4 separate regions of the Mus musculus genome follow, and all the other regions are linked to region 4. A link is a loop called in an ENCODE intact Hi-C map of the cell type or tissue named here. Cell type or tissue: left cerebral cortex. All regions are shown on one strand. Each heading gives the region's core, and the rest is flanking DNA. Links, peaks and the distances in the headings are about the cores only.

Region 1 (7,627 bases), core at 1,537-6,536, 270 kb before region 4:
ATTACCACCATAGTGTCAGGTGTTCCTATTTTGTAACCCGCCACCGAGTGCTACTATCCTTGTTCAGTCTTTATTCGACCCACTCTGATGATTTGGAGTCCTGTCTTTGTCTCCCCGTCCCCAACGAATATTACATTTGAAGAAATCTTTTTGTTGTTATTGTGTTGTTTTGTTTCTCTGTGTAGTCCTGGCTGTCCTGGAACTCACTACAGTCTGTAGATCAGGTTAGCCTCAAACTCAAAGATCCTCGCACCTCTACCATCCGACTGCTGGGATTGAAAGCGTGAGCCACCACACCAGGCTTGAGAAATCTTATAAAAATTGTTCAACTATCCTAGGGGGCGTGTGACTAAAATGTTTGGTAGAATGACCCCTTTTCCAGTCACTGATAGGAATGTACAATCGTTCTGGATAGATGCTATTTGTTGTTTCTAATTCCAGGAGACTAATAATCGTTGCCCACTTAAATGCGATTTTGGCTTCCTAGACGATTGCTAGAGCAGTTCCTGTCCTGCTCAGCACTCTTACCACTTCTACAAATTGGTTAGTAGTGTAAATGTAGAGCCTAAAATCTTCGGTTTCTATACAGCTAGACGACATTGTGAGACTCATGGACTGGAGTGAGAGCGAGGCTTGTACTAAGTCTTCTATACCACAGATGAGAAAAGTTTTAACATGTATTGGGAAGTCATTTCTTTGGGGCATTTGCTACTGCGTCGCAACAGTGGACTTTACGGTAAAAAATTGTTTGGGTCCTACGGGCAGCAGGGAGGGCAGCCCCACAGCTGTCACTGGATCGGTCACGTGGTTCTCAATATGGCGCCGCCCAGGGTTCTCTTCAGGAAGGGGCGGGGACTGGGGTGTCGGGGCGGAGCCTCAGATTAAAGCGGAGACCGCTCAGTTACTGTTTACCATGGAGGCGAACGGGTTCGGGTGAGTTTTCTGCTGCACGCGCTTGTGGCTACGTTACTTTCTGATCCGAGTCTTCCAATTCAGGGATATGTCCTTAAACTCTTATTTTTATTGGAGCTCTCCAAGTCTGAACCCAAGTCGCTGAGATTCCAAATCTTGCAGTCATGGAACAGAACCTTTCCCGCTCCCTGCCCCCCCCTCTTCCCGCAGTCTCCATTCCAGGGACTACCGTGCGGGACTGCGTCCCGAGACTTTCTTTCGAGGTGACTCAGAACTTCTAACTAGCACCTGGGACCATCAGCTTTGATCCTTTCTCGTTTTGGGGATCCCAGCTTCTCATGCTTGCCGCTCGGTTCCCCAAATTAACTCCTTTCCCCTAATCCCCTTACTGGATCTTCATTCCACTTCTCTAGTCCCTCCAGTTTCTTTGAGTTTGGGAAAGTGGACAAATGTGTAGGAAAGAGGCCCTAGTGGGGCCCTCCTCCTGGGAGCTTGTGCGCCACTTGATAGAGGGGAGGCGGTGGGCGGGGAGCCATGGTTTGCAAGCTGGTCTGGAGTAGGCAGATAACGGCCTGACTGGACCGGTGCCCTCCCCGAATCCCAGTCTAGCATAATGACATTTACTCCTACCTGTACCTTTCACCTGATCTCCAGACTCCAGAATTTCCCGGAGCTGAAGAATGACACGTTCCTGAGAGCAGCCTGGGGAGAGGAAACAGACTATACTCCCGTTTGGTGCATGAGACAGGCAGGCCGCTACTTACCAGGTCAGGGGCAAAGCTGTGGTCTAGATAAAACCTGAAATTCTAGATGGTGAAGATAGGAGAAGATAGTAACTTTGGAAGACCTTGTGGCTGAGTCCTGTCCTCCATCTCCCCTTGTAGAGTTTAGGGAAACCAGGGCTGCCCAGGACTTCTTCAGCACCTGCCGATCTCCCGAGGCTTGCTGTGAACTGACTCTACAGGTGAGGGCCCCACGAACCAGGGTGGGGTTCATGCCCCCAGTGTGTCTCCTTACTAACCTACTTGCTATTCCCTGCAGCCACTACGAAGGTTTCCTCTGGATGCTGCCATAATTTTCTCTGACATCCTTGTTGTACCCCAGGTACTCAATCCTGATCCTGGATTGTGGACTTTAAAAAAAGAGGGGAGAGGGAGGAAGGCACTCATTGGAAATCCTCTGTCTTGTCAGGTTTAAATACATAACGGGGAAGCGGCAAACGCTAGGGATGGAGTTTGCAGGAGGTTTTAGTCTTTTCTTTGTTGCATACGTTGAACAGAAACCTCTGAGTTCCAGGCTGTGTACCCATATATTTTATCCCCCTTAAGGCATTGGGCATGGAGGTGACCATGGTACCTGGCAAAGGACCCAGCTTTCCAGAGCCATTAAGAGAAGAGCGGGACTTAGAGCGTCTACGGGATCCAGCAGCAGCGGCTTCAGAGTTAGGCTATGTGTTCCAAGCCATCACCCTTACTCGACAACGGCTGGCCGGACGTGTGCCACTAATTGGCTTTGCTGGTGCTCCGGTAATGCGGCCAGGGGTGTGGATGGGAGCATGGAGAGGTCAGGCTCCTAGGTCTGGAATAGACAAGGGATCCTGTGTCTGCCGTCCTCATCTTTTTGTAGTGGACCCTAATGACATACATGGTTGAAGGCGGCAGTTCAAGCACCATGGCTCAGGCCAAACGATGGCTCTACCAAAGGCCACAGGCCAGTCACAAGCTGCTTGGCATACTCACTGATGTTCTGGTCCCATACCTAATAGGACAAGTGGCTGCTGGTGCTCAGGTGAGTCTTTAGGGACAAATAGGTAAATGGTTTCCCAAACTGGAGAAAGCAGGGATGTTACTTTTCCTCCAATGATCTGGTTAGAGTATCTAAGTGGTTTTCAACCTTCCTAATACTGTGACCCTTTAATACAGTTCCTCATGGTGTGGTGACCCCCAACTATAAAATGATTTTGTTGCTAATTCATAGCTGTACTTTTCCTACTGTTGTAAATTGTAATGTAAATATCTGGTATACAGGAGATCTGATATGCGACCCCTGAGAGAGGGTCATTCCACCCAGAAGGGGTTGTGACCCACAGGTTGAGAACCATGTAGATTCTTAGCCCTTCCTGAGACTGTCAGCAGGGCTTTAAGGTCTGAGGGTCTGGAGAAGGTAAAACTTTATTGTTATTATTATTTTTGATTCACCTGTTTCTGCCTCCCCAGTGCTCGGGTTAAAATCATGTGCACCACTGCCTGCCCCTCTCTCTTTCTTTCTCTCTCTTTTCTTTTTTCTCTTTTCTCTTTTCTTTTCTTTTTTCTTTTCTTTCTGTGTATCCTTGGTTGTCCTGAAACTCAATCTGTAGACTAGGCTGGCCTCAAACTCACAAACTCACAGGTCCCCCTACCTCTGCTTCCCAAGTGCTGGGATTAAAGGTGTGCACAACCGCTGCTGGTTTCTATTTTTTCTTTTAAGGCAAAACTTGTTGTGCCTCAGGGAATGTGTCAGGGTTTAAAGTCACCTGAGGAGAATTAAGATATCATGTGTCTATGGAGCCTGAGGTACTTCCTCTTTGTGTGTTTTTCTTGTCACCTGTTTATAGGCATTGCAGCTCTTTGAGTCCCACGCAGGACATCTTGGCACCGAGCTCTTCAGCAAGTTTGCACTGCCCTACATTCGTGATGTGGCCAAGCGAGTGAAGGCTGGGTTGCAGAAGGCAGGCCTGGCACCAGTGCCCATGGTGAGGACTGGGACAGGTGGAGTGAAGGTTGCAGCACTCAGCCTGCATAAACTGAAATCACCACTGGAGGGCAGCAAAAGTGCACCCGAGAAAGGCTTAGCATCAGCGATCTGCTCTTTCTCTCCAGATCATCTTTGCTAAGGATGGACATTTTGCCCTGGAAGAGCTGGCCCAGGCTGGCTATGAGGTAGTTGGACTTGACTGGACAGTGGCTCCAAAGAAAGCCCGGTGAGTGACAGAGGAGTGGGCAGGAGAGGCTGAGGTGGAGGAGGTAAAATCCCCAAATAATGCAGCGAGACTGTGGCAATGGCTCTGCTTCCAGGGAACGTGTCGGGAAGGCAGTGACCCTGCAGGGGAACCTGGATCCCTGTGCCTTGTATGCATCTGAGGTAATAATTGGGTCCAACATAAGTGTACAAAGTTTTCTCTGTGTACTGTGCAATAGTTGGGAATCACATGTGTATGGTTTATTGTACCTGTCTCTCCTTTCCTCAGTTCTGTACACACAATGTAAACTCTAAGAAAGCAGGACATTTTTACAATTTAAATTTTATTTTTGTGGCTGTCCATTTGTCTGTCCCACCCACGGACACTCCTTGAAGCTAAGGACCCAACCCAGAACCTTGTGCTTGCTTGCTGGGCAGGCTTTCTACCACTGAGTTAAGTTCCTAACCCTGCCTCCCTGTTTTGAGACAGAGTCTCATGTAGCCCAGGTTAGCCTCAACCTCACTGTATTGCTGAGGTTGGCCAGGAACTTGAGGTTCCTGCCTCTCTCCCCTAAAGTGCTAGGATTATGGATATACCCCATCACACCCAGCTCTCATTTGTATTTTTTGGAAATATTTATTTTTTATTATTGTGTGTTGGGTCTGTATCTATGGTGCATATGAGGAGGTCTAGGACAACTTTGTGGAGTCAGTTTTCTTCTTCTACCTTTGTACGGGTCCTAGTGATTGAACGGAGGTCATCAGAGGTTGCATAGCAAGCACCTGACCTGCTGAGTCACCTCACAGGCTCCCCACTTCTATTTTCTTAATGTTTGGGACATATGAGGAGTCTGATACGTTGTTAATGACAGTCACACTGTGTAGAAGCACTCCTGTGCATGTGTGTGGAGGGAGGATGCAGCTTTGCTGGCCTCTCCTGTAGACAGTACCCTCTTGGTTCTCTAGGAAGAGATCGGTCGGCTGGTGCAGCAAATGCTGGATGACTTTGGGCCTCAACGCTACATTGCCAACCTAGGGCATGGGCTTTACCCTGACATGGACCCAGAACGTGTAGGAGCCTTTGTGGATGCTGTACACAAACATTCACGCCTGCTTCGACAGAATTGAGTACATGCCTTTCTGCTCAAGTGCCACCAACAGAGATTGTTTCCAGGAGAATAAAACTTCCAGAGTTGGAGTCTAGCATGTTCTTTTGTAAAGGCTTATGTCCTGATCCTCAGTTCTTTCTGAAGCCCCCTCCTTTCCTGCCCAGCCCCCCCCCGTTTCTCTCTCTCTCTCTCTCTCTCTCTCTCTCTCTCTCTCTCTCTCTCACACACACACACACACACACACACACACACACACACACACACACACACACACACGACCTCAAACTCACAAAGATCCACCTACCTGCCTCTCAAGTGCTGGAATTAAAGGCGGTACCAGCAGCCCGGCTCCTTTGTTCCTTTTGTTATGCTTCCTCTGCATAGTCTCCCCCAGTCTGGGGCTCAGGTATCAGGGAAGACGTGAGCACACACTACAGCATTAACACCAGGCTCACACTACCGATATGCTAACAGCCATGCGAGCTCAGGAGTGACATGATAATAGGTACAGCTTTCCAGGTAGTTGGAGCTATGGCATTTATAGACAAGGGTCAGGGTCCCTGTAACACAGGGCTGTGTGTCTCTGAAGGAAGGAGAAGCAGCTCAAAAGGGGGCACAGAAGATGCTAAAACACTTCAGAGTTCAGGAGGGAAAGAGGAGCTAAAGGAAACAGGAACTAAGGAGACTTCAGTTTTGATGCCGTCGTATGGGAGGGCAGAAACATACAGAGCTTAGTTGCTTAAGATCGTAGCCTTAGGCAAAAAGGTCTCTGAAGCCAAAGGGTCCTCTGGCCTTTAAGTTCACTGTGCACCATCTTCTGAGAATACCCACTGGTGTTCTCAGACTCTTGTGCCCTGATCACCGTGTGGTATTAGGAGAGTACTGTTTCCTAGGTCAGAGTCTCGGGGTGCCTTAGAGCTATGGGCATGGGTGTGATGTGAGGAATCTTCCAACTGGTCATTACATCTCTGTTTAGGCCCAACCAGCTCCCTGTCCCATCAAAGGAGAGAAGGGCCTCATTTACTGAGAGAACACAATTTCTGCTTTTAGAAAAATCATTTCTGTGAGCCATGATTTATTCATAGAAAAGCACTGAGTTCACATACTTGCTAAAAAAGGGCAATCATGATACAGAAATGGGAGTGGCTTCTCCTTTTTTTGCCAACCCATTGGGCTGAGACAGTGTAGGGGCCCTTGGCTGGACAGTAACACATTTATTAGTAGCCACGAACAGCGAATACAACTTACTGGTCAGCTTGGAATAAAAAAGATGACAAGTAGGTTTCAAAGAGAAAAATAAAGTCAGTCAGACAGAAAGGTCCTCAGTTCATTCTCTAACTACACCACCCCTTCCCTATCAAACCCCACCCAACTCAGGAACTAAGACAAAACAGTAAACACCGAAGACACCTGTATCCAACTGAGTCTTCTGAATGCCCTTGCTACCTCCTATAATTCCAGGCTAAGCATAGGGGTCATGAAGTAGTACAAACGTGATACACTGTGGAGGTCAGCATGGGCTAAGATGGGGCTTATCCGCTAGAACTAGAAACTAGGAAGGGCAAGGCTAAAGGAATACCAGCCTCAGCCTCCGAGTGAGCTACCAATGAGATTATGATGAGAGTAGGCAGAGGAAGTTTGAGGTAGAGAGTTGGAGGAAGAAAACACGTTTGTGTAAAAAAAGAACTATGGAGCAAAAGTGGCCAGTCTTAAGAGCAGAGGGACACGTGCTTAGAAACGTGTTTGCTGAGAGAAGGTAAACAGAGGAGGCACAGGATGCATAACAGTGCTCAGCTAGCAAGAGACTAAGGGACGGATGGGCAAGAGAGAGTTGGCGGAAGGCACACTCATGCAGAGCCTCAAGTGTGAAGACACTGACAGACTACACGTAGAGACCACTCGCATAAAGACACATCATGGTCAGCAGGCATACCTTCAGAGACAAACATGTTTACACATAGGTACCCGTGTGAGCCTAGATACACACATACACTAAACATGAAGACATGAGTACACTTAACACTTAGGTATGTGTTATCACTCACAAATGAAACCCAGTCTAACACATGTCACACAATTAACAGAACTGACACAGGCATGCACACGTGTATCTTTGTACACAGACACATGTTCATACACACATACACACTGGAGATGAGAGCAGATTCTCTAACATAAAGGTGACCAGAGCAGATGTATCTTGTAAGCTCAGCGGCTTCCTGGACCTTCGTCTTCTCCCTGCACTTGTTATTCAGGTGTTCATCAGGCTCCTGGAGTGTGTGAGGCAGAGGCCGGAGCTTCTGTGTTCACAACGTTGTGAGACAAATATCTAAGCCACTCTTGACCTCTGCCCCTCAATGACCATTAGGCTAGGTGTCCTATCTTCAGGCCACAGTTTCTGACATATAAGACTTGGATTTTAACTGTCCATTTTTCTCCCTGCCGCCCCCACTTATCCACTGCCAACAGCATATACTCTGTACGGGAAACCTGAGAAATGGTTGTGAGTCTCCTCAGAAAACAAGCCTATTCTCCCACCCACAGCTACTTTAAGTGCCCGTCAAATCAGAGTCGGAATTATAAATAGTTACAGCTTTACAATGCTTGACGACACATATACTATAGTATTTACAGTACCATAAATGCTTCTGTTTTCTCTGGTTAAGCAA
Region 2 (7,627 bases), core at 1,786-6,785, 400 kb before region 4:
GAGGCTAAGGGCAAGGAAGCCCGGGAAAGAACACTTGGCCTCCCTGGGGAACTCAGTCTGTGAGGAAGTCAGCTATAGAGGAAATTTACTTGTCTGTGGCCACACTACCCTGAGAGTCAGAGGCGGGGGTAGTGGCAGATAGAAGGGAGGGCAGCTGTGTGAACTCAGGCAATGCCTGAGTTCTCTGGCTTCTCCTCCACCCCCTCGGCCCTGAAAGATGGGTTATGATTTGATTCACCCCCATTGGGCTTTCGACTGAGCACTGGAACGTCTTATCTTGAAGAGACAGAGGTATGGATGGCTCTAGCGATTCATAAGAGGAACGAAGCCCAAAGGATCGAGCCGGAGACCCAGACAGGAAGTAGTTCAAGGTTTCCGACCACCCACTGCTTGCCCAAGAGACTAGTGCTGTCTGAAACCAGGAATAGAGTTCACTGGGGGCAGGGCTGGTCATGGGAGACAAGAACTCTGTTTCCCATCCCCAGACTCTCAGAGGCTGCCCTGCTCCCCAGGGTTAAGACTGCCATAATTCTCGGTTTTTTGAGGACAGGGTGCCACAGTCTGGCCTGAAGAGTGGAGCCTTAGGCAGGAGGCTTTGGAAGCTGAAGCGCTCGCTGCTGCCTCCTACCCCTACTTAACACAGAGGCTGGGGCCGGAAGTGATTATGAAGATGGAAAATGTGGTCTCACCTCATGATGGTGATCACTGTCATGTCTGTCTGCAGTCAGTGTGCTCTGTACCCCACATCCTCACACCCTCCCACAGGAAGAAGGGTAAAAATGCTGAGTTGGCATTTGGTGAAGGCGTCCCAAGAGGAGTGTCCTCTCCCCCAAGATTCAGACTGGGGAGACATCAACCTGGCTTGCATGAGCTCTGCTATCCCCCTACCCCCCCATCCCCCCGCCCCCTGTGAACCAAGCATAGTCCACTCCCTTGAGACCTGCCATCATGGCTGAAAAGTCTTAGAGTCAAAGATATAAAGTCACCGAGTGGAACTGAGACTAGAGCACAGGCTTGTGTCTTCCAGATGTAGGCTTTGACCTCACACAAAAAGAAGCCCTAGTGTGACAGAGGTAAAGCCAACAGTGTGATCTAGGTCTGAGATCCCCTCCCCTGGCCCTCCCTCTCTTCCACAGTGATATTTGCTTTGTGGTTGGTCAAGAACGGCAAGAGGTATTTGCCCACCGGTGCTTGTTGGCCTGTAGATGTAACTTCTTCCAGAGACTTTTGGGCCCTGGGGTACCTAGTCCTGTGGTGCTAAGCACTGTGCCTGCCGAAGCCTTCTTAGCTGTGCTGGAGTTCCTATACACCAACAGTGTCAAGCTGCACCAACACTCTGTGAGCCTACCAAGCAGAGGTCTGGGTGGGAGAGAAGATGAGGATGCCCGAGTCAGAAGGATGCCCATTATGCTGTGGGTTGAGGGGTGGGGGAAACTCCCTTCTGCTCCCTCAGCCACTCCCCTCTCCCTCCTCGCCCCCCCCCCCCCCCCGCAGGTGCTGGAGGTGCTGACAACAGCTGTGGAATATGGGCTGGAGGAACTTCGAGAGGTGAGTGTCTCAGGCAAGCCATCTTGTCTCCCTTGCCTTTCAGTTCATCGTCTCCTTCATAGTCTGACCTTCTCACACAGAGTATGATAGCTCTCTGTGTACACAGGATCTGTACATGCTCAGTGTGTGCTGAGTGAGCACAGGAAGTATTTATGGCTGGTTCTTCAGTGCAACGGTGAATTGGCTTTGGCCCATGATTGAATGGAAGGAGAGACATGAAAATGCTTAACATATATGGAGGCTTTGTGCTTCTGGCTTAGGGAGGATGGCAAGGTTAAGGCCAGCCTGAACTACCTAAGGAGTTCCAGGCTAGCCTGAGCTACAGAGTAAGAGTCTCAAAACCCTAGACTTAAAAGTAGGGGTCTAAGTGTGATGGGCAAACAGCTGATGTGTGGAGAGAGATTCTTGGAGAAGGAAACCTTTGTGTCAGAGCTGGAAGAACAAATAGGGTTTTGTTCAGGGGTGGGAAGATGACATTACAGTCACAGGACACTCAAGGAACTCCTTAGCTGTGTGGTGGACTGGGAACTTGGGTGTGGGGTGAGCTGGGAAGGGTACCAGGAAGCTGATTCACACAGGTGCTTCAAGAATCGGGACTTGCCGGGCGTTGGTGGTGCCCGCCTTTAATCCCAGCACTTGGGAGGCAGAGGCAGGCAGATTTCTGAGTTCAAGGCCAGCCTGATCTACAGAGTGAGTTCCAGGACAGCCAGGGCTACACAGAGAAACTCTGTCCAAAAAAAGGAAAAAAAAAAAAAAAAGAATCGGGGCTTTAGGCTGGGAGTGTAGGTCAGTGGCAGAGCACTTGCCTAGCATACTATAGGCTCTGGGTTTAATTCCTAGCACCAGCCAGGTGTGGTGGTGGTATGTACCTATATATCCAGCACCCAGTAGGCAGAATAGAGGAGGATAATTCTAAGCTCAGGGCTAACCTTGTCCACAGAGTGAGTTCTAAGCCAGCCAGGGCTACACAGCAAGACCCTGTCTCAACTCTTCCTTCCCTGGACTTTTGACGCAAGGATAGTGGAGATTCATTGAAAGTTTTTGGCAAGGGAAAGGGACTGAGAGAAGAGGGAAAGGAAAGGGCCTGTCAGATCAGTGCAGAAATCCAGAGGGTGTGGCCGAGGAGGAAATGGCAGTCCACAAGAGGTAGGTGGCCCTGAGAAGGGACAGCTGGCACTGCCCAGTGCCTTTTTGGAGGAAGAGACTGGAGTTTTTGGATGAGTTTTACCAGAGACAAGTGTACCAGAAGGTGCTTTGCTGGCCTCCAGGCCCTCTGGGCTTGCTAAATTACAGGTCTGAACAATTGCATCTGTTTTCCAAATCTGGGCGCTCAAGGTGGCGCTGGGGCTGCTGGGAGTCTGAATGAGTCATTGCTCCAAGCTCCATTGTTTCTGGGATAGGACTTGGAGTCTTGACACCGGCACACAGGTCGCTTCATTTCTGTCCCCAGCTCTGCCTGGAGTTTGTGGTGAAGGTGTTGGATGTGGAGCTGGTCTGTGAGGCTCTGCAGGTGAGTACTGATGAGCAGCCCTGTGGATGAATCTGATGTTTAGAATGTGGTCCTCCAATGGCCTATAGAATGGCCTCCTCCGTCAGAAGCCCGGACTGGTCTGTCTGTTAAAGAACAATATGTGCTCAAGGATATGCTTATGAAAGAAATTCTGCCTGTGCTCAGATCTGTAGGGTACAGAGTATATCAGTAAGGTCATATGTAGGACGAATAGGCTGGGAAAGGCAGGTGTGATGACACACACCTTTAACTCCAGTACTTGGAAAGCAGAAGCCAGAGTTCGAGACCTGCCAGGGCTACATAGTGATCTATTAAGAGTGGGAAAAAAGAGGTTGAAAGATGGTGGTGCATGCCTTTAATCCAAGCAGAGGCAGGTAGATCTCTGAGTTCAAGGCCAGCTTGGACTACAGAGTGAGTTCCATGACAACCAAGGTTACCTAGAGAAACTCTGTCTTGAAAAACAACAACAAAACAATTCTAAACATGGATAGTAGAAAGGTGGGGGTGTGGAGTTTAGAAGCCAAGCTTGGGCTCAAAGATGGAGTTTGAAAGACCTGAACATGGTCTCCTCTACCCCACACCTGTGTGCTCTGCACAAGGCACTTTGCCTACTTTCAGGAGACACTGCAGGTGCTGCTAGCCTTCTGTTTAGATTGTGCTCAGTGGCAGTACCTTGTGTGCAAATCTGGGTTATCCAGCTTCTTCAGTCTCTAGCCTAATCATACTCTGCTCTCAGGTTGCTGTAACCTTTGGCCTGGGGTCACTACAGGAGCGGTGCATAGCCTTTATAGAAGCTCACAGCCAGGTACAACTCCCCATCCTTATACTTGTAACTTGTAGCCCCCCCATGCCATTTTTTCTCTGCCCTGACCGACACACCGGCCCATAGGAGGCGCTCCGCACCCGTGGCTTTCTGGAGCTGTCCGCCACCGCGCTGCTGCCTGTGCTACGCAGTGACAAGCTCTGCGTGGATGAGACTGAGCTAGTCCAGGCAGCCCGAAGCTGGGCACGCGTGGGCGCCGTGAGTGGGACCTGGGGGGAGGGCGAGGACACCGAAACGGTGCAGGCCACGGGAACTCTGTAAGCGGGCAGCAGGCACGTGCTCAAGGCTCGCTTCCACAGGCGGTGTTAGAGCAACCCGTGGCTGAGGTGGCAGCTCCAGTGGTCCGAGAGCTGAGACTGGCTTTGCTTGCCCCGGCGGAGCTAAGCGCCCTGGAAGAGCAGAACCGACGGGAACCGCTCATCCCGGTGCGGACGCCAGTAACCAAACTCAGATCCACTCTGCCACGTGGGAACGAGGAGCAAGGGCGGGAGGCTTGGGACTTCGGTCTGCGTGGTGACCCGCTTTCCCCTACAGGTTGAACAGATTGTGGAGGCATGGAAGTGTCACGCCCTACGGAGAGGAGATGCGGCCCGGAGCGCGCCGTGCCGCCGGCGGAGGGGTACCCGGCCCCGGGATCACCATCGCTTTCTGGACCTTCGTTTCAAATGATCCACTTCCGGACCTTCCCAGGAAGTTGACTACATCCCAAACTACAGCTCCCGAGGTGCTCTGCGTTGGAGGTGGGCTTCCGCTCCCAGCAAGCTCAGCCGCCGGATACGGGAAGGACCGCTCTGCGTCTAGAGTGAAACCTAAGCCTCTGTGGAAGAGTAGGGATTGCGCAATGGGCCCAAAGTTGTGGCTTGGGTGATGTCCTGAGACCGGAAACGAGGGTGGCCTTTGTTGCATAAGCTCATGCGGCATTCTGCAAGTCGATCATTCCTCTACGCCCCTCTACTCGGATGACGCGATCTCTATGTAGCTCATCCTCTTTAACAAATCAGCTTCAGGCTCAGCGCAAATTCGAGCTTCTCACCATCTTTCCCAACCCTGGAAATAGTGTTAATCTTTTGTGCGGATCTGGAACCCGGACCTCATTCTTGCCTACCTCATGCCTTTTCTCCCTTCTAGGGTCTCTTCTGCTGTTACCCTAGCCAGTGCCCCTCACTCCTTTCTCTGTCAGGGGACAGTATCCATCCCTATGATGGTCCCATCGCTTTGATTGTCAAGCTTTTCCTCCTGAGCCCTTTAACGTCCATACTGCTTTCCAGGACAGCCTACAAAATTTCCTTGAGATTTAGCAATCCTAAACTCTGCGTTTGGGAGTTCCAGAATTATTGGGGGGTGGGATGGGTTGTCGACAATCTCTCACTGTAACCCCATCTGACCTAGAGCTATTTAGGACAGACTAGCTTTGAACTCACTGCGCTCCGACTGCCTCTGCCTCCCTGGTACAGAGATTAAAGGCGTGTACTATCGCTCCTAATTCTGGCTTTACATAAAAATATATTGCTTATGAATTAAAGATGAATATTTGTATTCTGTCAAGATGGAAAAGGTGGCTGCCCAGTGGGACCACTCCTGGCACCCTTCTTTGGATCATGAACACTGAAAGTAATTTGCTGCTTGCTTGCCTGTTCCATGCTTTTGCTTCCTTTACATCAACTTTAGAAGCCATGTACTAATCTGTACTAATACTGCGCTTCCATTAGCTTTGCTGTATTGTGATGAAAAGGCTTTTGAAATTATTATTATTTTATTTTATTTTATTTTTTTGGTTTTTTTGAGACAGGGTTTCTCTGTGTAGCCCTGGCTGTCCTGGAACTCACTTTGTAGACCAGGCTGGCCTCAAACTCAGAAATCCGCCTGCCTCTGCCTCCTGAGTGCTGGGATTAAAGGCGTGCACCACCACGCCCGGCCTCTAAATTATTTTTGGGAGCTTGGAGAGTCTTCAGATTGCTTTAAAGCACCCATCCTTTTCCTTGAGGATAGAAAGCTTTTGTTCATGCAGGCTGTCTTCTGGACATGTGTTCTGCGAGGCAAGCATAGCATGGCGGCATACATAGGTAAATGTCAGCACTTGGGAAGTGGACGGAGGAGGATCAGCAGTTTGAGGCTAGCCTAGGTTAGTTACAAGGTGAGACCTGTTTCAAAAAATAAACTGAGCATGATGTTACACAGCTTTAATGTCAGCATTCAAGTTTCTGGTTTGGTAAATCAACTTTGGGAATGTTGGTAAACAGAACTGACCGAGTGGAACCCTGGACCGCAGCCACTGTTCTCCCTGGTTCTCTTGACAATTGCTTGACTGGGACCTAGCTCTGTCTTCCCTCCTAGGGTCTGGGTTTGGTAAATTGTTGCTTCTAATGTTACTGTTTTGTTTTCAGAGAGGGGCAGAGCACCCCATTTAGACTGAGCAGCACAGGACAGCTCTCAGGCAGTAGCCGGACCACACAGGAGCCGTATTACTACCCCTTGTGCAGGTCTCATCTCTGCTACTTTTTTTATTTTCTTGGATTTTGAGAAAGGGTCTCTCTGTTTAGCCCTGATTGTTGAAATCACTACATCCACCAGGCTGGCCTTGAACTCACAGGCTGGTCTTAAACTCATAGCAGTTCTCCTGTTTCAGCCTTCCGAGGATACCAGTGACATTACCAGTGTGAGCTGCTACACTCAGTAGCATCCAGTTCTTCTTGAAGGATGGCTTGGGGTTAGGACAAAGGAAGTCGAGGAAGACTCTATGTAGAGCCAGGCCATGGGGGTGGGTGCACACCTTTTATCTGAGCACTCGGGAGGTAAAGGTAGGCAGATCTCTGAGTTCTAGACCAGCCTTGTCTACAGAGTTCCAGAACACCCAAAGCTACACAGAGAAGCCCTGTTTCAGAAACAAACAAACAGACAAAACAGGTCCTAGGCAGAAGAAATGACACGTTCAAAGTTATGGTGATACAAATATTAGTGAAGTATTCTTGTCCAGAAGTGTGGTGTGTTTTTAGAAGGCTGTGTTTGGCAGTGGAGGCTAGCCCTAGTGGAGCTTGGAAAGGGATTGAGTTTAAGCTAAGGACTAGGGAGCCGTGAAAGGCTGCTAAGCCAGAAGGTAAAGTAGGGCTAGGTGCTACGCAGGTTGAGCTGACTTTACAAGTATGGAACTTCTCACCCCAGGCTAGATGAGATCAGTGGCCAAGGCTGACTGTGCCTGGGGGTTCAGCTCTGACTGGACTTGCTTAGTGACACCTTCATTCTTCAGGACCACACTGATCATGCAATCAGGGTAAAAACTTTCAACACAGCTGTGAACAATGTTTCTGAAAGGAACCGCGCCTTCTGCGAGGCTGATTAAGTGATCAGGACCACATGATGTGGGGCGGTTGGAATGCTCCAAATCTAGAGCCATTTTATCTTGGAACATCTTTGGCCCCCACAAGAGCCATTTATTGTCCTCCGAAGGTGACATCACATCTTTGTGACTATTAGGCAAATCTTTTGAAATGTACAAGTTCCTAGTTTCTAACCAACAGAAGGGCCCAGGACACTGACAGCATCTGTGGTTGAAATGCTGCTCTTTGGTCTGTGGTAACCTTGGCCACCTAAAGTTTCCATCAATGTGTCATACAGATTCGTTTATTTATTTAAAAGATTTACTATTTGGTAGACACTGTAGCTGTCTTCAGACACCCCAGAAGAGGGCATCAGATCATATTACGGATGGTTGTGAGCCACCGTGTGGTTGCTGGGATTTGAACTCAGGA
Region 3 (7,627 bases), core at 1,630-6,629, 70 kb before region 4:
AGGGAATAAAGTGAGAGTACTCTTGGATATGTATGAAGCTCCTCTTCTCAGGCTAGAAAGATGGCTCAGCGGTGCTTGCTGCTCTTGCAGAGGACCTGAGTTTGTTTCCCTGCACCCACATGCTTACAGTAACCAGGGACTTCAGTTCTAGGGGATCTGATACCCTCTTCTGGTCCCTGCATACACATGCACATAGTACAGACACATACATGTAGGCAAATATCCATACGTATAAAACTAAACCCTCAAAACAAAACAAACCCTCTAACAAACCTTAGAAGACTTGAATGTGGCTCTTGGGCAGGCATCATACTACATAAGCTAGGTGGCTGTACAGTCCTTCCATTAGTTCAAATAATTTTAAAAGCCTTGTCACGGACCCAGGCAGTGGTGGCGCATACCTTCAATCCCAGGAGGCAGAGGCAGGCAGATCTCTGAGTTCAAGGCGAGCTGATCTACAGATTAAGTTCCTGAACAGCCAGGACTACACACAGAAAAGCTCTGTTTCAGGGGGATACCGGGGGGGGGGGGGGGGGGGAGTCTTGTCATGGAAGTATCCTGGGACATTTAGTCCTTCAGTTCCTGCTTTGTAACAAGGCCAAATTTCTCTGAAAGAAACACTTTTCTAGCCTGGTCACACAGCAATCTGGACAACAAAACAATACTACAGTGACCAGCTAACATCAAAGAAGACCTGGCAGGAAGGTAGAAACTCAATCACACAATAGAAAATGGGTCAGCACACAGTGACCCACCCTGCACGCCAAACATGCGTTCCCTTGACTCTCAGGGAACTCGGGAGAGAAAACGGATTGGACTACACAGTTGTGCTGAAGCTTTACGCAGCTCCTACAGCATACATTCAGGGCACTAAATGCAAATGTAAAGGCTCTCGAGATGTGGGTGTTGCCTGCCTCCACACTCAAAGTGGCTGCTCTGAGCAGCCGGAGGCCGATTTGGTTTTGATTGTTAGAGATGATCTAAATAACCCAGGCTGGCCTTGAACTCTATGTAGCTGAGATTGATCATAAACTTTTGATCCTCCTGCTTAAACTATCTAGTGCTAGAGATCAAATCTTTGTTCAGACTAAGCAAGCACCCTCCCAACTAAGAGTCTTAGTCCAGGTAGATGCTTTCTAAAGGTTAACTGTTATAGCTAATCTTTAGAAATACTGAGTTATGTTTTGATTAAAAGTGAAATCTAAAACAGAGATTCCCCATAGTTCTAGATTTCTTAATAAGCACAGGTTTTTTTTTGTTTTTTTGTTTTTTTTTTTGTTTTTACCCCTGTGCTCCTCAACAGTTATGAAAGCAAAGCCTTCACACCTTTGATGTGAGGTCCCGATGGAAAATGCCTTTGAAGTGAAGGTAGCTGAGGCCCACTGCTATGTCATAGGCCAGTTTCACTCTCACAGTCCACGGTAAATACAAGTCACTGTCCAGCAGCTGCTCCAGGTTCCCAGAGTTGATATACTGTGAAAGAGAAAGAAAGCCCAGTCAGGACTTATCAAAAAGGTTTGCGCTGGTGGTAAAAACAGGAAGAGGGAATACCTGAAAACTAAATTTGTTCTTTTCTTTTCTTTATTTTTTAATTAAAGGTTTATTTATTTTATATATGTGAGTACACTACACTGTCGCTATCTTTAGACACACCAGATGAGGGCATCGAATCCCATTACAAATGGTTGTGAGCCACCAAGTGGTTGCTGAGAATTGAACTCAGGACCTCTGGAAGAGCAGTCAGTGCTCTTAAAAGTGAGACCCTGTCTAAAAGCAAAACAACAAACAAACAAACAAACAAAAACCATGCCAAAATGTCACCATAGAAACTAGAGGAAGAGAATAGTCAAAAAGGAAGAGGCCAACTGTATCAAAAAGCTGTATACACCAAATAAGATGCTTGGGAAAAAAATGCCCATTTGCAACCAGGCCACTTCAGCTCCAGCTCAGAGGTCAAGACCTAAGTGGGCCGAGCAGGAGACAGGGCTGTGGAAGAACTAAAGAATGTTCTTCCAGGAAACCTGCTCTTCTCCATTATTCCTGCATATCCTTGAAGCACTGCTTGGGGAGGGGTTTTTGCACTTTTATTTGTTTGGAACTAGCCTCACCATACAACCCAGGCTAGCCTTGAGCTCAGGATCCCCCTCCCCAACTTGGTAGTACAAGTATATGCCATCACACCCAGCTGTGTGATTATTTTTTAATTAAAAAAAAGCAGCTTTGTGTGTGTTGCCTATATGTATGTATGTGCACACCTGTGTGCCTGATACTTTTAGATATCAGAACTGTTGAAGCTCCTGGAACTGGAGTTACGGGTGGTTGTGAGACACCATGTAAGTAGGGGGAACTGAACCTGGCCTCTCTGCAAGAGCAAGTGCTCTTAACTTCTGAACCAACTCTCAGTCCCCTGTGATGATTTTTTTTTAATATTTTATTTATTTTTAGAGTCTGGGTGTCTTGTCACACTAGTTGACTTTGAACTTGGCTTGTAGTTGATGGTTTCTCAATTCTTTTTTTTTCTTAAGATTTATTTATTTATTTATTATATGTGTATACACTGTAGCTGTCTTTCAGACACTCCAGAAGAAGGCATCAGATTTTTGTTATGGATGGTTGTGAGCCACCATGTGGTTGCTAGGATTTGAACTTGGGACCTTTGGAAGAGCAGTCACTGGGATTTGAACTCAGGACCTTTGGAAGAGCAGTCGGCACTCTTAACTGCTGAGCCATCTCACCAGCCCGATGATTTTTTTTTTTAAAGTCTGGAAAAGTAGCTAGGTGTGTTGGTATATGTCTTTAATTCCACCACTTGGAAGGCAGATCTCTGTAAGTTTTGGGCCTGACTGTGTTACACAGTAAGATTCTAAAGATCAAAAAGGGAGGGGGGGGGGCTGGAGAGCTGGCTCAGCAGTTAGGAGCACTGACTGCTGTTCCAGAAGTCCTGAGTTCAATTCCCAGCAACCAGATGGTGGCTCCCAACCATCCTTAATGTGATCAGATGCCCTCTTCTGGTGTGTCTGAAGACATCGACAGTCTACTCATATGCATAAAATAAATAAATCTTTTAAAACAAACACAAAAAACCCTTTAGGAGTGTTAAATGTTGTATAGGCATTATGTATAAATATTCAATGAAAATTTTGTTGTTGGGGCTGGAGATATGGTTCCGAGGTTGAGAGCTCTGACTGCTCTTCCAGAGGACCTGGGTTTAGTTCTCAGCACCCACATGGCAGCTCACACCTGTATGTAACTCAAAGATCTGACAGCCTCACACAAACATACATGCAGGCATACTACACATAAAATAAAAATCAATAAACTGAAAAAAAAAAAGAAAGTTGGTTGTTGTGGTCTATACGTAAATATACTTTTTTGCTTGCTCTATTTTTTTTTGTATGTTTTTTCTTTTAAAGATTTATTTATTTTATTTATATGAGTACACTATAGCTGTCTTGAGACATACCTGAAGAGGGCATCGGATCCCATTGCAGATGGTTGTGAGCCACCATGTGGTTGCTGGGAATTGAACTCAGAACCTCTGGATGAGCAGTCAGTGCTCTTAATCACTGAGCCATCAATCTCTAAAATTTTTATATGCCTTATTTCATTTAATCTACACAACAATCCTACAAGATAGATCCACATGGGCTGAGCATCCCTCTTCTGAAATGTTTGGGATCAAAGGTGTTCCCAGTTTCAGAGTTTGACATTTAAAGGTTCAGATTATTCTATTATATTAAAGGCAGAATCAGGCAGATTATAGAGTCTGGCTCCAGAGTACATCTTTCTACAACTACATGCATTATACAAGGAGTCAGTGGTCATAGCATTTGAATGAGAGAACGCCACGCAGGACAGGAACTCAAAAATGAATTCACTTGGGCTGGAGAGATGGCTTAGTGGTTAGGGACACTTGACTTCTCGTCCAGAGATCCTGAGTTCAATACCCAGGAACCACATGTTGCATCTGTATCTGATGCTCTCTTCTGGTATAGAGACACAACACTCATAGAGGTAAAATAGATGAATAAATCAATCTTTTAAAAAGAATTTACTCAACCCTTTCAAGATCCATTATCTCCATCCTCTTTCCAATGGAGAAAAAAAAAGGATGAATTCTACAAGTGAGTACCTTAATTTTTAGAATATGATACTGAACTTATCAAGGACTAGAGTACTAATGGTAAAACAGACAAGAGATTTAAATTGAATTTTAGTTCAATTATGCCTTCTATGAATGGTTTCATTTTGGAAAAACAAATCAACAAGTAAGGCCAGTTGTGCTTCAATTTCCCCATATACCAGGTAGGCATACCTGACCTGCCTAACTCACAATCTTTTTGTTTGTTTAAAAGAACATGGTGACAGAAGCATCAAAAAGAACCAGTAGGGGGCAGCACCGTACAGAGCATCATCAGATCTCCTATAGGAAGCAGAGCAGGCTTGGCAAGGCAGAAAGAACAGCTGAAAATAATTTCTCATAAGGAAAGCCTGTTAGCCTGCTTAACCCTCTTTGTGATCCACCTTGGAAATCTTACAGCGGTATACGGAAAGCATTAACACCACAACTTCTCACTCTGGGTGAATCTGCCCAAATTCAGACCAGAAGTGCCTAGACTGAAAAGAAATGGGACTGATCGTGCCGGCAAAACATCTAAAAGCTAAACATCTAAAGAAACAGTTCACTTCTTTGACATGGTGGCAGCATGGCATGGAAGGCTCATCTTCAGGAACCACTCACATTACATACATGGCTGAATGTCAGGCAGAAGAAACTAAGACTATGTGTATTTGTATTTTCTGAAGGCCTGGTCATGGTAAGACTCTTGGTTTTGGTTCAGAGAAACACATATTTACAAATATGTGTCAACACCCAAGAAAGTCACCTTAGCTGGGTGTGGTGGCTCAAGTTTATACTTGTAATACTTGGGAGGCTAAGGCAAGATAAGATCCAAAGCCAGCATGAATGACATAGAAGGATCCTGTTTAAAAAGAAAGGCAGGACGAGAGGGAGGGAAAAAGTAAATCCACAGCCAGAAGGGGGAGCAGAGAGAAGAGGAGGCAGGACGAGGACTCAGTGACTAACAGACTCTGGCTTCCCTCGGCAGGATGGAAAAGTAGAAATGAGATCCAGGGAGGGAAACAAAAAAGAATTTATTTTTTTCCACAGTCCATTTGCCTTGCCTGATGCTGGAGAACTCGCTGGTGGGGCTTATAAGCCCATGAGCCCTCAAAAACCACAACTTCTCGATGTCTCAAGACCCATGCATGCATGTATGAAGCAAGGAAGTTTAAGATCTGCCAACAAGGAAGATTTCTAGGTTGCTAAACACTGTGTGCCCCATTAGCAGGAACGTTCACTTCCCCATAAGCAACTCCCAGTGCAGACTCAGCTGTGCAGCCTCTGAACAAATCCCTCTGCAAGAAAGCCAAGAACAGCTGTATTGGCCTGGTCAGCTTCCCTGGACGGGAATCACACATGCTGTGCATTCAATTTTTCACAGGCAAATCCCCTTGGGTTCTCCTATGGAACAAGCCAATACTGACAAGATACTTAAATACCTTACAGAACTTTTAACATTTTAATTTTTTTTTTGAGGCAGGATCTCTCCAGCCTAGGCTACTTCAGATTTGCCAGACAGCTGAGAATTAATTTGAATTCTTGATCTTCTTGCCTTACCTCTCAAGTGAGAGTTATATGTATTTCAGTTAAATGTCCAGTAACTGCTAAATGATACATATGTCAATTTTATCTATACCAAAACCTGCTTCTTTTCAGCTGATCTCTGAATTTACTATCTTTGAAGAGCTGTTTAAAAAAAAAAAAAAAAAAACTTCAGTGAAGCCAGGCATAGTGGTGCACACATTTAGTCTCAGCTCTTGGGAAGCAGAGGTAGGGAGATCTCTGAGTTCAAGGATAGCCTGGTCTATGTTCCAGGATAGGCAGAGCTTCATAGTGAGACCTTGTCTTTATAAACCAAACAAATGAAAAGCTAATACCCCCCCAAAAAAGGAAAGAACGAAAGAAAGAACGAAAGAAAGAAAGAAAGAAAGAAAGAAAGAAAGAAAGAAAGAAAAGCTAATACCCAGTGTACTAGTATTGAGGGATTGTCTTTGGTGGTGCTTGGATAATAAGGGTAAACCCTGTAAATTCAAAGCCAACCTGATCTAAGGGTTCCAGGCTAACCAAGAGCTACATAGTGATACCGTATGTATGTCAAACAACAATAATGATGACAATCTGCCTGTCTGTCCCACACTACTCCATAGGCTGAGGCTGGAGGAACACTTGAGCCTATGAATTTAAAACCATCCTTTGCATCACAGCAATACCCTTTCTCAAAAGAATGAAACTAATGGTCAGGGTACAGTAGTGTGCACTTTTTTTTAAAGACTTATTTATTATTATATCTAAGCACGCTGTAGCTGTCTTCAGATGCACCAGATGAGATGTCAAATTTCATTATGGATGGTTGTGAGCCACCATGTGGTTGCTGGGATTTGAACTCAGGACCTTGGAAGGAGCACCACTGAGCCATCTCTCCAGTCCTAGTGTGCACTTTTAATCCCAGCACTAAGGAGGCAGAGGCAGGCAAATCTCTGTGAGTTCCAGGTTAGCTAGGGAGACCCTGGGTTTTTTTTTGTTTTGTTTTGTTTTGTTTTGTTAATTTTTAGAAATAATCTAAACTTTTTGTTTGTTTTATTTTGATTTATATGTGTATATCTGTTTTTGTGAAAATGAATGCAGGTCCCCATGAAGGCCACAAGAGGGCATCAGATCCCCCTGGAGCTGGAATGACAGGCAGCCTGGTATGGGTGCTTGGAACTGAACCCGGGTCCTTGCTTTGAGCTTTTTGAAATAGGATCTCATCAGGTAGCCCTGGCTAGTCACAAATTCATGGAGATCTATCTACTGGCCTCTGCCTTCTAAGTACTGGATTATATAGGTATGCACTACCATACCTAGTTTGGTTTTTTTGGTTTTCTCATTTTGTTGTTGTTTGTTTGCTTGCTTGTTTGTTTGAGACAAAGTCTCACTATATATCCCTGTCTAGCCAGAACTTCACAGAGATATTCTGTCTCTGCTTCCTAAATGCTGGAGTTAAGGCAGCTCACCATAGCCAGTTTTATGAGCTTCTTAGATCAAACCCAGGGCTTAGCTGATTAATAGTCATTCTACTAACAGAGCTACACCAGAGAGCTCTAAGACTACTCTTTGTTTTTTTGTTTTTAGACAGGGTGTCTCTGTATAGCCCTGGCTGTCCAGTAACTCACTTTCTAGACCAGACTGGCCTAGAACTCACAGAGATCCACCTGCCTCTGCCTCTTGAGTGCTGGGATTAAGAACATATGCCACCAGCCCAGCTCTTTCCTTTCAGACTCTTGAATTCGTTTCTACTTTTCAACAAATATACTCATCTGGCCTAAACCCAGAGCACTTATTCAAGGGGGTAAATGCTGGCAGCTGTGTGGCCGAAGTCACTTATGGCCATCTAAGTAGCAGGACTGTTCTGAGAACATCTGTACATTCTATCCATTTAACCAAACAAAGACTGAAAAATCTATTACGTGAAAACACTTAAGATTAGTTCACAGTTCAATCCAGATCACATCTAGAAGGCATGGT
Region 4 (7,627 bases), core at 1,767-6,766:
GTTACACACAGTTGCATATAGTCACTGGGAACTGAATCTGTGTCCCCTGGGAGAAAGACCAATGCTCTTAAAAGCTAAGCCACCTCTTCAACCCCAGATTTTACTTCTTATAACTTCTAATTCAGACTGTGCAGTTAATCATAGGCCCACAGTATCATTCGCAGTCTGAAAAGTGGCTCCCATTTTATATTTCTGCTTTGCAAATTCCAGTTCTGGGTCAACCCAATCTTTTGGGGTTTGCTTTATTTTGGTTTTTGTCTGCCTGTTTGTAGGGTGTTGAGGAAAATGTAAAATCTGATGGTGGCACAACCTTTTAATTCTAGCAGAGGCGGGTGGATCTGAATAGAAGAAGAAGGAAAGGAAGGAAGAAAGGAAAGGAAAGAGAGAGAGGAAGGAAGGAAGGAAGGAAGGATCCTTACCCTTGGTGGTAGAGATGGCTCAGTGGTTTAAAGCACTTGTTACTCTTCTAGAGAACCCAGGTTCGAGTCCTAACACCCACGTGGCAGCCACAACAATCATCACTCCAGTTCCAAGGGTCTGACACCCTTTTCTGATCTCTGAGGGCACCTTCACACATGTGCACAAACATACACACAGGCACACACTTACACACCATACAGCATGATCCACATAGTGAGTTCCAAATCAGTCAGGGCTACACTGCGAGATTCTGTCTGAAACCAAACCAACAGAAGAAGCACTCATCACATAAAATAAAAATAAACCTAAAAACAACAAACCCTTGCTATTTCCCACTGATGATTCCCATGGCTATAACGCTCATGTCAGAAACTCACCGCAGTTCCGTCAACCTCCAGAGAAAGCTGATTTATCTACAGATAACTGATCACAATAAAAATAAGACCAGTCTAGTGTGATAACACGCATAATTCCCGGCTGGCCTACCCTCAAACAAGCAGAAAAAGAGAGAAAGAAGGCAGATGTGCTGCTCACTGCCGCCTGCCTTCCACTTACTCCTAAATCCGTGGGCTGACCACTGCATTACAACCACCAGATTATCAAAACTGCCTTTGAAAGAAAACAAGTCACTTCCTAATTGCCAGACTCGTGGCTTCACACTCTCCTGCTGCTTGACCTGGGAAGCGCCTGGTATCCCCCTCCCTTCTGGAGACTGTCTTTGGCTTCTGTGATACTGCCACAGTGTTCTAGCTCTCTTCAGTGTCTGTTATCCTCAGCAATGCTGCCTCTGTCCACAGCCCAATTCTCCGCTTTCTGGAGTACTACGAGGGGGTGCTAAGGTTTCAAGTATTCCTATTTAATTCCAATTTATGTCTTTAGAGCCTAACTTAATCAGTTCTATGAGCAACTTTCCACCTCTATTTGAAAAACTCGGGTTGAACTTGTCCACAACCCAACTTATCATTCTTCAGATCTACTTCTTTACATTGTTAGCACCACCAACCCAATACCATAAACCAATGAGAAAGCCCTTATGTAGAAAAGCAGAAAGCAAAAAACCCTCTAAATTCTATTCTAAAATTCTTGGAATTTCATGCCATTCTCTTCATTTTCCACAACTATTCCAGTCCATTCATCCTCTTCTCACGCACAAAACACAGCAGCCTCCTGACTACCTGGGCCTTCTGCCCTCCGGTCTTACTTTCAATCTTTCTTTCACATTTTCCAGAGATAATCCATATCAAACTCCTGCTTACAACCTTCAATGGCTCCGTATGCCTACAAATAAAGTCCAAATTCTTTAACAAGTTTTTCTCAGAGGTTTAAATTAAAAGGTTTTTCAATTGGACTAATCTGGCTTTTATTTCCAACTAAATCAGAATCGTAGTTTAGATAAGAGTCTTCTTCAAAATGAAGGGTAAGAACGTGAATAAAAAGGAGAGAAGTCTCTTAGGATAGGAGTCAGGGTGGTTAGGAGAGATGAGCACGTTTCGGAGGGAATCCAGATCTCAGAGGGAGAAGGGGGCTCGGAGACTAGTGAGGCACACTCAGTAGGGGAACGGGACGTGAAGGATTCCACAACTTCACAAGTGAGGAAGGTCAGACACAAACAACCCTTTTGAGTATAACGTCCAATGGGTTCTTGACCCCTGAGACGAGGTGGGGACTGTCCCGGGACCCGGAGGGAACTGAGAAGGAAAGGGGGAGAGGGGCAAGAGACAGTCCCCGCTTCTTTGAGAATCTCAAGTACAGCACCGGATTGTCCAGTGCTCAGCGACCCATGAGCCAAGCTGCGCGCAGGGCAGGGATGCCGAGCCTTGGTCCCCAGGCACTCTCCCGACGTTACCTGAGGCACAACTGAGCCGCGGAGGGGGCGTCTGCGCCGGCCAGAGGGTAAGGGAGGCAGCGGCCCAGAGCGAGCATAGCAGCTCCCGGCCGCGGCTGTTTAGCCTGCGGAGGAGGTGAGGGTCCCTTGGGCAGAAGCCGGAGATTGCTCAGGGCCAGCGGCGGCGCAGGAGCTGGAGGCTACTGCCATGGCCTTGCGGTCTGAGCTGCTTTCCCCCGCCTACTCGGCGGGGCCCGGAGGCGGATCACCGCTGGGACTGAGAAGGCAGCTGGAAACTCTCGGCTCCCCGCCGGTGAGTGTCTGAAACGCCTGGGGGGCAGGGGGCTGGGGGCGGGGCCCCGTGAGCTCCGCCCCCTCCTCAGGCCTCCCTCAGAGCAGCCAATCAATCGTCAACCTTTGACAAACGAGCTAATAGAGTTGCCCAATTAACGTTAGGAATGCCACGTGGTACGAGGGTGGGCACAATGGGCGTACAGAAAAGCCAATCAGCAACGCTCGGCGCCAACTCTTAGAAGATGAAGGGAACCAATAGGAAGAGAGTGGAGTTAAAAACAGAGGGGACAGTGTGTTGAAAAAGCGGAACCGGAGAGAATTCACCTTGGGGAAAACCTAGTCTAAAGAGTCTCAGAGGGCGGGACACAAGAGAGACCAATCAAACCCCCCCAAACAGAAGCGAATGGTAAATTAATTAAGCCAATTAAACAAGCACTAAACTGGCGCGGCTTTTGAATAAGGTGTTCTGCTGGATCGAATGCAGTGTCCTGCAGGAACGCAGTATATTGACAAGCTAAAATTAGCACATAATTCCTAACAACTTGAGAAAGAGCAGTAAGTATAACTTAAACGAAATGCCAAAGGGAGAGATTGAATTCAGGGAAGGCTTAGAGGATTGGTATCACCAGCTAGATGGAAAGGAGAGATATGAAAGATCTTCGAAGGGAATAACAATTCTACCCAACTGTTCATCAGGTACAGATTTCCTCACACTTTCCATAGCCATGGATCTCAAGGGTTCATAATTTTATAGCTGAACAGACTGCTAAAGAAGAATAAGAGCAGTGGGATATAGGTCTTACTCCCAACGGTTTAGGGGCCTCCCTTCAGAAATCTTTAGCATGTGAGACATAATTAAAATATGTCTAGGAGCCGAGCATGGTGGCGCACGCCTTTAATCCCAGCACTCAGGAGGCAGAGGCAGGCGGATTTCTGAGTTCGAGGCCAGCCTGGTCTACCGAGTGAGTTCCAAGACAGCCAGGGCTGCACAGAGAAACCCTGTCTCGAATAACAAAAAAAAATAAATAAATAAATAAATACTAGGGGCAGAAAGCAATGGTAATGTACCATGTGGTCCAGGGTTCAATTCCCAGCACTGAAAATAATAACACCAATGGAATGTAGTGCTACTGACAGCTGAGTTTATGAAAATGTATAGTAGGAAATAAAATTGCAAGAGGCTGAACATGAGTGGAGTTTAAATAATAAAATTATCTTTTTATTTTAAATGCTGTGTGATTTATCCTTGAACAGAAGCATAACCTAAACAGGGAATTGTTTGAGGAAGAGTAATTAGCTCACAGAATCTCTGAAGGGAGGTACTCAGGCACAGTTCTCTTGGCCTGTTCAGGATCTTTCTGACATAAATTATGTGCTGCCACCTGGTGGCAGTTCAGACCCACTGTTCCACCGTTGTCCTTTAACATTTCTGTTGAAAGATTTGGCACCCTTGCAAGTGTGTCTCCCATAGAGCTTGATACAAACAGTTGATAAATACTACTGGTAGCAATCGGAGCTAATGCCACCATGCCAGATAAATTATCTGCCCAGTGAAAGACAGAGAGAGGCTTGGCGAAAAGGCTTGTGTTAAATGTGGATCTAAATAACAAAAATTTTTTAAATTTGGGGCTGGAGATGCAGTCCATTTGGCAGTGTTAGTATGCACGGCGCCCAGATGTGGTGTCACACTCCTATCAAATCACCATTCAGAAAGTGGAGGCAGGATTTCAGGAGTTCAAGGTCATCCTCAGCTAGATATGGAGTCTAGACCAGCCTGGGACACTTGATACCTGGCCTCAAAATAAAAACTATTAAATAGAGGAAGGAGGAAAAACAACAACACCAAGGGTTCAAGTAGTTACCGTGCAAACCTGAGGAAGAGTCTGTCATCCCAGCACTCCTGGAAGGTGGGAGGCAAAGACCAACACCAGAGCTGCCTCCTAATCCCAACATGTACTCGGTAGCATGAATGTACACAAACAAGCCAGGTATGGTCTACATACCTATAATACCTGGGGTGTGGCGACAGGAGGAACAAGGCCACCTTTGGCTATATAAAGAGTCTAAAGCAAGCCTGGACAACACAGGATTCTGTCATATACACACCAAAATAAATCAATAAAATAAAACTGGGTCTGAAGCTAAGTATGATATCACTGTATCACTTGTAATCCTGGCAATCAGGAGACTCAGGCAGGATGGAAACAAGTTTGAAGCCAACCTGAGCTACAGAGTTCTGAGTCAGTCCAAGTAAATGCATACTACATACTACATACTAAATGAAAACAGGGCTGAAGAGATGGCTCAGCAGGTAAGAGCACTGACTGCTTTTGCAGAGGATCCTGGTTCGATTCCCAGCACATATATGCTGATTCTAGTTAACTCCAGTTCCAGAGGATCCAGTGCTCTCACCTGGCCTCTGCAGGCACCAGACAAGCACAGTGGTACAGACACACATGCAGGCAAAGCAAAGCACTTACTCACATGAAATAACAATAAATAAAACAAAAGCAAAAAGAACCTCTCCTCTCCTTCCCTCTCTCTCAAGGTCTTTTTTTTTTGTCCTTTTTCAAGACAGGGTTTCTCTGTGTAGCCCTGGCTGTCCTGGAACTCACTCTGTAGACCAGGCAGGCCTCGAACTCAGAAATTCGCCTGCCTCTGCCTCCCTAGTGCTGGGATTAAAGGCATGTGCCACCACTGCCCGGCACAAGGTCTTATTATACAGTTCAGAGATGGTCTTGAACTCAGAGATCCATCTGCCTCTTCCCAAGAGCTGGGCTTAAAGGTGTGCACTATCATACCCACTGAGAGACCCTGCCTCTGGTCACCACATACTCATGCTCAAAATAATCAGGTGCAAATGCACACATGCACACACACATGTACGCAACTGTGCACACACTCGCACACATGTGCACACGCACATGTACACACACACACCCCAACAAAAAAATGTGGAAGATATCCCTATAACTATTCAATGTCCAAGGCCCTCTCCCCATAATGTTGGCTATTAGTTGGGCCAGAAATTTAAATATACCATTACTAAAAGTAGCTCCCATTTTACTACCTCATCCTTCTATTTTTTTTTTTTTAAGATAACTGTCTCCTCTTGCCAGCCTGAACTAAGAGTTGGAACCTTCCCATAAGCTGACTGCACATCTTAGTTCTAAGCAAATGCATCCGAAGACCTAACTGGTGGATGGATGGCATTATCTCTTGTCTACAGTTACCACTGGCAGAGGCTTCATGAGGTCTCTGAAATGCTGCTGATTCTTAGGAAATCTTGAACCCCCTAGAACATAAAGTCCAGAAAAGCAGAAAGCAAAGCTGACCTTCAATGCCAGAGATCTTGAGTTCAATTCCCAGCAACCACATGGGATCCAATGCACTCTTCTAGTGTGTGTCTGAAGACAGCTGCAGTGTACTCATATAAATAAAAAATAAATAAATCTTTTTTTTTTTTTAAAGCCAGTAAGCTACCTTCCTCCATGTCAGTTCCTGCCTCCAGGTCCCTGTCCTGACTTCTCTTCAGGATTGAACGATGGGTAAAATTCACCGTTTCCTCCTCCAGTTGCTTTTAGTGTTTTGTCACAGCAATAGAAAAGTAAGCTAAGGACTAAACCGCTAACCATAAGACATATTTGTTTTGTTGTCATTATTGTTGGTTTTGACACAGGGATGTCTTATGCAGCCCAAGCTGGCCTCAAACTCCAGATCCTTGGGCTGGGGAGGTGGCTCAGTGGTTAAGAGCACTGACTGCTCTTCCAGAGGTCCTGAGTTCAATTCCAGTAACCACATGGTGGCTCACAACCATCTGTAATGTGATCCAGTGCCCTCTTCTGGTGAGTCTGAAGACAGTGACAATGTACTCATATACATAAAAATAAATAATAAAAAAAAAACCCTCCAGATCCTTTTGTCTCCACTTCCCTAGTGGTAGGATTACAGGTATATACCACAACCTTTATTTATTTATAATTATTTCAGATAACTACATGAAATATGTATAAGGCATTTTTTAAATGAAATTGAATAAAAATGGACCAGAGGTATAGCATTACCACTTGTTTAGCATTTTTTAAAGATGTTTTTTAAAATTTATTTTAATGTATATGAATACACGGTCTCTATCTTCATGCACACCAGAAGAGGGTGTCAGAGGGCGTCAGATCTCATTACAGATGGTTGTGAGCCACCATGTGGTTGCTGGGAATTGAACTTAGGACCTCTGGAAGAGCAGTCTATGCTTTTAACCACTGAGGCATCTCTCCAGCCCCCTTGTTTAGCATTTAATGAGGCTCTGGGTACAATAATCCCTGCCATTGCAAGGAAAAGACAGGTGGGTGGCAGCAAGCAAGCCAGCTAGCAGACTAGTAGGTATGGCAGCATATACCTCCAATTTTAGAATTTAGGTTTTAGCAAGAGGATCAGAAAGTTCAAGGTCATTGTGGTGGTTTAAATGAGAAGTGCCCCCCATAGGCTCATATTTTCAACACTTGTTCTTCAATTGTTGGTACTCTTTCAGAAGGATTAGAGGTATGGTCTTATTGGAGGTGTGCCACTGGGTCATTAAAGTTTCAAAAGATCTGCCAGTCCCTGTGCACCCTCTGTGCTTCCCGCTCGTGGATGGGATGTAGTCTCAGATGGTTGTGATCTCGGCTTCTGCTCGTGTCGTGCCAGCCCACCAGCTGCTGACATGTATCTCACCATGATGGTGCTGGGCCCTGTGAAATTACAAGCCCCAAGACAACTCTCCCTCTAGGAGATGCCTTGGTTGTGGCATTTTATCACAGTATTAGGAAAGTAACTAAGACAGTCAACTTCACTCAAAGCCAATCTGTGTGACATAAAATCCTGCCTCAAGGAGCTGGAGAGATGGCTCAGTGGTTAAGAGCACTAACAGTTCCTCCAGAGGTCCTGAGTTCAATTCCCAGCAACCACATGGTGGCTCATAACCATCTGTAATGGAATACGATGCCCTCTTCTGGTGTGTCAGAAGACAGCTACAGTGTATTCATATAAATAAAATAAATCTCCTTAAAAAAAGAAAACCCTGCCTCAAAAAATTAAAAAGGAGCTAAAGAG

What was found. A loop is a pair of places that touch in the nucleus more often than their neighbours do. Peaks named below come from ENCODE experiments on the same cell type or tissue, not always from the same donor. Only the 100,000 strongest peaks of a DNase experiment are listed, where the experiment ranks them.
Region 1: a loop joins it to region 4, with 3 times the contacts of the local background. A loop is called at or near these places in 18 of 42 quality-filtered maps.
Region 2: it touches region 4 in a loop (4-fold over the local background); 5 of 42 quality-filtered maps call a loop at or near these places.
Region 3: it touches region 4 in a loop (8-fold over the local background); 41 of 42 quality-filtered maps call a loop at or near these places.

The regions. Positions count from the first base shown.
Region 1 is chr4:116,987,637-116,995,263 of GRCm38, reverse strand. It overlaps Zswim5 (zinc finger SWIM-type containing 5), which reads right to left. Exons shown (of 14, transcript NM_001029912.2): 14 at 6,159-7,627. It overlaps Urod (uroporphyrinogen decarboxylase), which reads left to right and starts at 851. Exons shown (of 10, transcript NM_009478.4): 1 at 851-933; 2 at 1,567-1,679; 3 at 1,797-1,876; 4 at 1,954-2,016; 5 at 2,241-2,438; 6 at 2,539-2,700; 7 at 3,506-3,643; 8 at 3,771-3,871; 9 at 3,966-4,032; 10 at 4,816-5,299. The coding sequence starts at 914. The coding sequence ends at 4,977. In left cerebral cortex, for the core only: a CTCF peak has its summit at 3,704 (motif pointing right); a DNase peak (open chromatin) is centred at 3,704; H3K4me3 peaks cover 294 bases.
Region 2 is chr4:117,117,650-117,125,276 of GRCm38, reverse strand. Btbd19 (BTB (POZ) domain containing 19) reads left to right here. Exons shown (of 8, transcript NM_001384196.1): 2 at 1,137-1,338; 3 at 1,495-1,548; 4 at 2,999-3,058; 5 at 3,795-3,863; 6 at 3,948-4,079; 7 at 4,181-4,306; 8 at 4,416-6,058. The coding sequence ends at 4,550. It also overlaps a transcript of Tctex1d4 not described here. Among named protein-coding and RNA genes, the nearest start is that of Btbd19, 4.2 kb to the left of the region's middle. In left cerebral cortex, for the core only: a CTCF peak has its summit at 3,945; DNase peaks (open chromatin) are centred at 4,022 and 4,676; H3K4me3 peaks cover 1,558 bases; H3K27ac peaks cover 1,926 bases.
Region 3 is chr4:116,785,934-116,793,560 of GRCm38, reverse strand. It overlaps Tesk2 (testis-specific kinase 2), which reads right to left. Exons shown (of 11, transcript NM_146151.4): 5 at 1,327-1,473. Among named protein-coding and RNA genes, the nearest start is that of Toe1, 18 kb to the left of the region's middle. In left cerebral cortex, for the core only: CTCF peaks have their summits at 4,384 (motif pointing right) and 5,055 (motif pointing right); DNase peaks (open chromatin) are centred at 4,394 and 5,008; H3K4me3 peaks cover 242 bases; H3K27ac peaks cover 562 bases.
Region 4 is chr4:116,715,896-116,723,522 of GRCm38, reverse strand. Tesk2 (testis-specific kinase 2) reads right to left here and starts at 2,568. Exons shown (of 11, transcript NM_146151.4): 1 at 2,267-2,568. In left cerebral cortex, for the core only: CTCF peaks have their summits at 3,943 (motif pointing left) and 6,403 (motif pointing left); DNase peaks (open chromatin) are centred at 2,718 and 3,931; H3K4me3 peaks cover 1,510 bases; H3K27ac peaks cover 1,071 bases.